Linked DNA regions of Homo sapiens: region 1 is linked to region 2. A link is a loop called in an ENCODE intact Hi-C map of the cell type or tissue named here. Cell type or tissue: Calu3. All regions are shown on one strand. Each heading gives the region's core, and the rest is flanking DNA. Links, peaks and the distances in the headings are about the cores only.

Region 1 (2,915 bases), core at 294-2,793, 77 kb after region 2:
TACCATGTAGAGTGCAGTGGCTCATGCCTGTAATCCCAGCATTTTGGGAGGCTGAGGTGGGCGGATCACGAGGTCAGGAGTTCGAGACCAACCTGACCAACATGGTGAAACCCTGTCTCTACTAAAAATACAAAAATTAGCCGGGCGTGATGGCGCACACCTGTAATCCCAGCTACTCAGGAGGCTGAGGCAGGAGAATCGCTTGAACCCGGGAGGCGGAGGCTACAGTGAGCTGAGATCGTGCCACTGCACTCCAGCCTGGGCAACAGAGCGAGACTCTGTCTCAAAAAAAAAAAAAAAAAAGTACCATGTAAAATTGGACCTACCTGTGACTGAGTTAGTCATCAGGTTATTAGGGATTTATCACTTATTGACTGCCCACTAGCAGACTCAGTGCCTGTAACATAGTAGGCTCCAAGTAAAGATATGTTTGATGGATGGACAAATGGATGGATGGATGGATGGATGACTCAATCTCTGTCTTTAGATCCCTAGAAGAAGAGACACTTGTTTGTTCTATATATACATTTTTTCATTTCTTTTAATTTTTTAATTTTTTATTTTTGTGGGTACATAGTCAGTGTATATATTTGTTTCCTTCCCTCCCTTCCTTCCGTTCCTTTGTTCCTTCCTTCCTTCCTCTCTTTCTCTCTCCCTTCCTTCCCTTCCCTTCCTCCTTCCCTCCCTCCTTCCCTTCCCTTCCCCTTCCTTCCTTCCTTCCTTCCTCTCTCTCTCTTTCTTTCTTTCTTTCTCTTTCTTTCTCTCTCTCTCTTTCTTTCTCTCACTTTGTTGCCCAGGCTGCAATCGCGGTTCACTCCAACCTCTGCCTCCCAGGTTCAAGCCATCCTCCCACCTCAGCCTCCTGAGTAACTGGGCACGCACCACTGCACCCGGCCAGTTCTTGTATTTTTTGTAGAGATGGGGTTTTGCCACATTGTCCAGGCTGGTCTCAAACTCCTGGGCTCAAGGGATCCACCTGCTTTGGCCTCTTAAAGTGCTAGGCGTGAGTCACCACACCTGGCCTTGTCCTATATATTTCTAAAGAATACATTTGAGACCAGGAAGTGCAGTATTAATCTCTCTTTGTTATTTTATTTTTATTTTTTTGAGATGAGGTCTTGCTCTGTTGCTCAGGCTGAAGTGCAGTGGCACAATCATGGCTCACTGCAACCTCTGCCTCCTGGGCTCAAGCCATCGTCCCACCTCAGCCACCTGAGTAGCTGGGACTACAGGCATGTGCCACCATGTCCAACTAATTTTTAAATTTTTTTTATTGGCAGGGTCTCACCATTTTGCCCAGGCTGGTCTTGAATCCCTGGGCTCAAATGATCAGCCCACCTCAACCTCCCAAAGTGCTGGAATTACAGGCATGAACCGCCTGCCCTGGCCTCTTTGTTATTTTGATCAGAGAAAGTGGGTTTGGCTAAACGAAGTCCAGGCTCTTGGGGAGAAGCCCTTGGGAAGAATAGAAGTGAAAAGGAGGCTTCTCTGAGCCAGTCAAACGCTCTCCAGATCTTCAGACTCTGCTGTTCTCACATCCCTAGGCCCAGATACACTTAGTTTCTTTCTGGAGTAGGTAGAAGCTACAAGGAAGCAGTTTTCACATAAAATCAAGAACGATATTCTAATAAACTGACCACACATGGAAAAAGTGCTTCGAAAAAAGGGAGTTTCTCATCACCAGCCCCTGAGATGGAAGAAATATTGCCATAGTTGTTGTTATGTCAGGGAGGGAATTCTAGCTTTGAATTGGTAGTTAGATGAGAAAAACTCCTTTCAGCCTGAGATTTTGTGACTTCATTTATGAGACACTCACGCTCTCACAACTAGGCTTTCGACTGCCACCTAGAGGCTTACTTATGGAAAAGAGAATAAATATTACTACAAATCTGAACCCGAAGAGAACGCTGTTCTTCTTCATTTTGAATTTTCAACTCCGCTTGGGCCTACAGGCATCCCTTCCCTAGGTATTTCTAAGGGCAGAATCTCATAACAGACTAAATGTTATGCTCTTGCAATATCAACACAACTCAACACAGCTACAGGGCAAGGACAGAAACACAGAGGAAGCGTCTTCTCTTTCTCAGCCTCAGAGATAAGGAAGCAAGTAATATACACGACAAAATAAATTACAATGTGAGTTAGACTTTGCCAAACAGCTAATGCAGGTGATTATTGCCATGAAAGTTGAGTCAATGAAGGGATCCCTGTGGTCTGGGGTGGAAGGGCTTTTGGGGAGGGAGTAGAATTAGAGCTAGCTCTTGATGAAGAAATAACCTGGGGAAGGTAAGATGGAGCAGGAACAGATGGAGGTGAGTGTAGCTAAACAGCGTAGGCTTTGGAGTCCAAAAGACTGCATCAAATTCTGAACTGTCTTCACTAGCTGTGACTTTAGCTACTCTCTTAAAGTCTCTGAGCAGCAGCTTCCTCCTCTTATAATGGGGATATGCTCACCTTTCTTGAAAGCATGTTGTTTGGATTAGAGATAATATATGTAAAGTAGCACAATAATAAACACTCACATTGTTGTTGGCATTGCTGTGGATTAGACACCGGGGTGGACCTGGTATGGGCTGAGCCTTTGTGGAAGCACATGAAGTGAGGCCAAGGCAGTGTCGAGTGCTGAGAGAACCCATGACTAGGAGTCAGCAGACCTCAGTTTGAGTTCTTGATTTCATGTCACCAGGCAAATCACTTTCATTTTCTCCAGGCTTGTCTTTCGCATCTGTACAGTGAGGGTATTGGTCTGGAGAAATAATTCTCTACCCTGGCTACTTAGTACATGAGGAGACTGAAAATCACCTGGTGACCATTGAACAGGCCCCAGAGAAAAAGCTCCTTACCTGAGAATTTAGAATTTAGAAGGGAGCAAATAGCACCTGGTGACCATCAAACAGGCCATCCAGAGGCAAAAC
Region 2 (2,837 bases), core at 338-2,837:
AAAAAGAAATATTTTTCTCCCACTTTCTGGTTATTATTTAGAAAAATAACATGGAGAGGGATCAGAAAATTCATTAAAACCAGCAACAACAGAATTAATGTCTCAAATTGGCAACTGCTGATTCCACCTTGATTTTTGTTTTAGTTTTCCCCAACAAAGCCCATGACCTCTTAAAATTTTTTAAAAGTCTGCCTGTCAAAATGATGCTTGTTTGACAAATTATTCCTAAACTGAGGGAAACAAATAGAAAGGCAGCTTTCTCCCCCCCTTTATGATCATATACCACCTTTTTTCATCCCTCTATTTCATCTCTTCATTTCAGCACTTATCATGTCATATTATCTCTAGCTCCTTAAAGACTTGGGCTGCACTCTTGTATATAGCTGAACATCCTGCCCAGCACAGGGTCTGGCACATGGTGGAGAAGGACTCATAATTTTATAGTAAACGGATGAATAATTGAAGCCACTCTCCCAGAAGGAAGCTAGGAAAGGAGAAAACTGGGCATGGTATCTTAGGGCTAATAAGAAAGTGAAAGAAACAAAGCATTTTAAGAGCTTGACAAGGAAGAGAAACCTTTGTGTGGAGTCAAACAGGCCCTATATAGCTTTAAGTATCACCAGAGAAAGACAAAAACCACAGGAGACCAGGAAGAGACAGTTTTAAGTTAAAAGACTCAAAAGTTAAGAGTGCTTATTTAGACTTGCAAAACCAACTTGCAAATTCAAAAGAAACAATCCTGGCTTGGAATATTGCAACAGCAGTTTTCAGGTGGTGGTTAAAACAAACAAACGAACAAAAGACTAGGCTAAAAATTCTTGCAGGCTTTGGTTGGAGACACATAAAGGGAAAAGCTCAACCTAAAATGAATCCCCCAAAAATGTTAGGATCCCCTTGGATTTGCACATTGGACCATGATTCCTATTCATTCTGAGAACGGTTCTTGAGTAAAACCCCAATGTCGCAGCTGGCAATACATAGAATTAAATCATCTTACATTATTCATTCAACAAATACTTGAGTGCCTGCTATATGCAGTCACTATTCTAGGCACTAGGATTAAAGCAATGACCAAACTGACAAAACTTCCCAGTCTCAGGAAGCTTTCATTCTATTGGCAAGAGAGGGATGGGATGGGATGGGATGGGATGTCACGCAGTTAAGTGCTACGGAAGAAAAACGGGACAGCAGGAGCTGGCAGGGTGCTGGTTTTTATTAAGAGCAGATCTTTTAACCCAGTGGTTCTCAAACTTTAGCAAGCATCAGAATCATTTAAAGGGCTTATTAAAGAAAAGAAATTCACAGGCTACCAAAAAAAGACAGGCACAAACTCAAGTAATTGCAACAGAGCGCTACAGAAGGCCATAAAAGTGGTATGTACATGAGCCAGAGGATGGAAGAGCAACTCATTCTATGCAGGAAAAGGAGAGACTAAGGGACTGCATCCCAGAGGCCCAACAAGGTCATCTCCACAGGCAGGTAAGGGGTGGAAGGGAAGCATTCCAGGAAGAAAACAGAACATGCAAGAGTGAAGATGAGAGTGGCAGGGGAGCCACAGAAAGTGAGACTGCAAAGGCAGGCAGTGGTCTGATCCCTGAGAGCTTTTTATTCCATGTTACTCTGAAATTTATCTTCAGAATATGAAGAGTCAGGGGTAGGGGGCGCTGATGTGGTAAGGTTTTGTTTTACAGAAATCTTTCTGGATGCACAGTACCTTCCTTTGAGGCACTGCTTCCTTCAAACCTAGCACAGGGACTCAAAACATGTGCTTAGTAAATGTATATTGAATTGAACTGAACAAGCTTTTTACCAAATGCCCTGTTATGGATGAGGCAGGTCACCTTCCCTGCAGGACTCACTTTGGCCAAGAGAAGACTTGTAAAACAGGTCCAGCAGCCTCAATTATTGCACACTACTACCTGTACAACTGGAGTCCCCCAGAGATTAGGGCAGACCTTCATTGTTTACTTGTCTACCTCACCCATTAGACTTTGAGCTCTTTGAAGACAGGGAATATCTTAATAGACTGAATCCCCATAGCCTTAGCAAGAGGCCTGAAACATAGTAGCTCTCCGAACTCCAGTAATGTTGGATAAACGAATTGACTGAATAAGCAAATTTACCAAGGTAGACCCATGAGCTCATGTAGTTAAAGAGTATGGATAAGCTTCAGGGAAAGTATGGGAAGTTTTCAGGGTCAATGTTCCCAAAACCCTTTTTGAAAGGCATAGTTTCTAGTTGAGGTGGGGAGTTTTTATATGCACCTGACTTAGAATTTTCCAAATAGGAACCAAAATGTTGTAAGTGCTGTGGTAGAAATCCCACCGGGCCAATGGGAAGAAATCAGCTCTGTCTGTAAGAGGAGAGACAGGATGGAGGCCAGCAAAGACTTCACAGTGTGGGAATTCTTCAGTGGACTCTTGAAAGCTGAGTCCGGTGCTTGCTACTTGCCCGTTTTGGGGCATAAAACCAAACTTCTGGAGCTTTTAAGGCTGGAAGTGACCTGCTCAAGGTCACACAAGAAGTAGATGAAGCCACAGGGTAAGAGAGATGAGGTATCTGTACTGATAATTCCTACTTTCTCCTGACAGAGTTGAAAGAGAACCCAAAAATGTAGGAGGCAAAATTAAAGATTGTTCTCAGGAACAATTCTTAAAGTCAAGACTAATGAATCTGAATTTTTATTAGTAACCACGGAACTAACCCTTCCCTTCACTGTTCACAGTTTTTGTAACAGTAGAACAATTATCCAAGGGGTTTAAAAACCAAGGACGTTGCTCACAACGCCACACCCACTACTTCTCAAGTATTCTTCCAAAACACTCCCAGTAATGTGT

Evidence for each region. Peaks named below come from ENCODE experiments on the same cell type or tissue, not always from the same donor. Only the 100,000 strongest peaks of a DNase experiment are listed, where the experiment ranks them.
Region 1: it touches region 2 in a loop (10-fold over the local background); 20 of 110 quality-filtered maps call a loop at or near these places.

What each region holds. Positions count from the first base shown.
Region 1 is chr11:77,546,614-77,549,528 of GRCh38, forward strand. No RefSeq gene overlaps it. Among named protein-coding and RNA genes, the nearest start is that of LINC03030, 23 kb to the right of the region's middle. RefSeq lists an enhancer at 2,530-2,599. In Calu3, for the core only: a CTCF peak has its summit at 1,850 (motif pointing left); a DNase peak (open chromatin) is centred at 1,838.
Region 2 is chr11:77,470,068-77,472,904 of GRCh38, forward strand. The region is part of intron 1 of PAK1 (p21 (RAC1) activated kinase 1); the gene reads right to left. Among named protein-coding and RNA genes, the nearest start is that of PAK1, 2.6 kb to the right of the region's middle. In Calu3, for the core only: a CTCF peak has its summit at 1,663; a DNase peak (open chromatin) is centred at 1,894.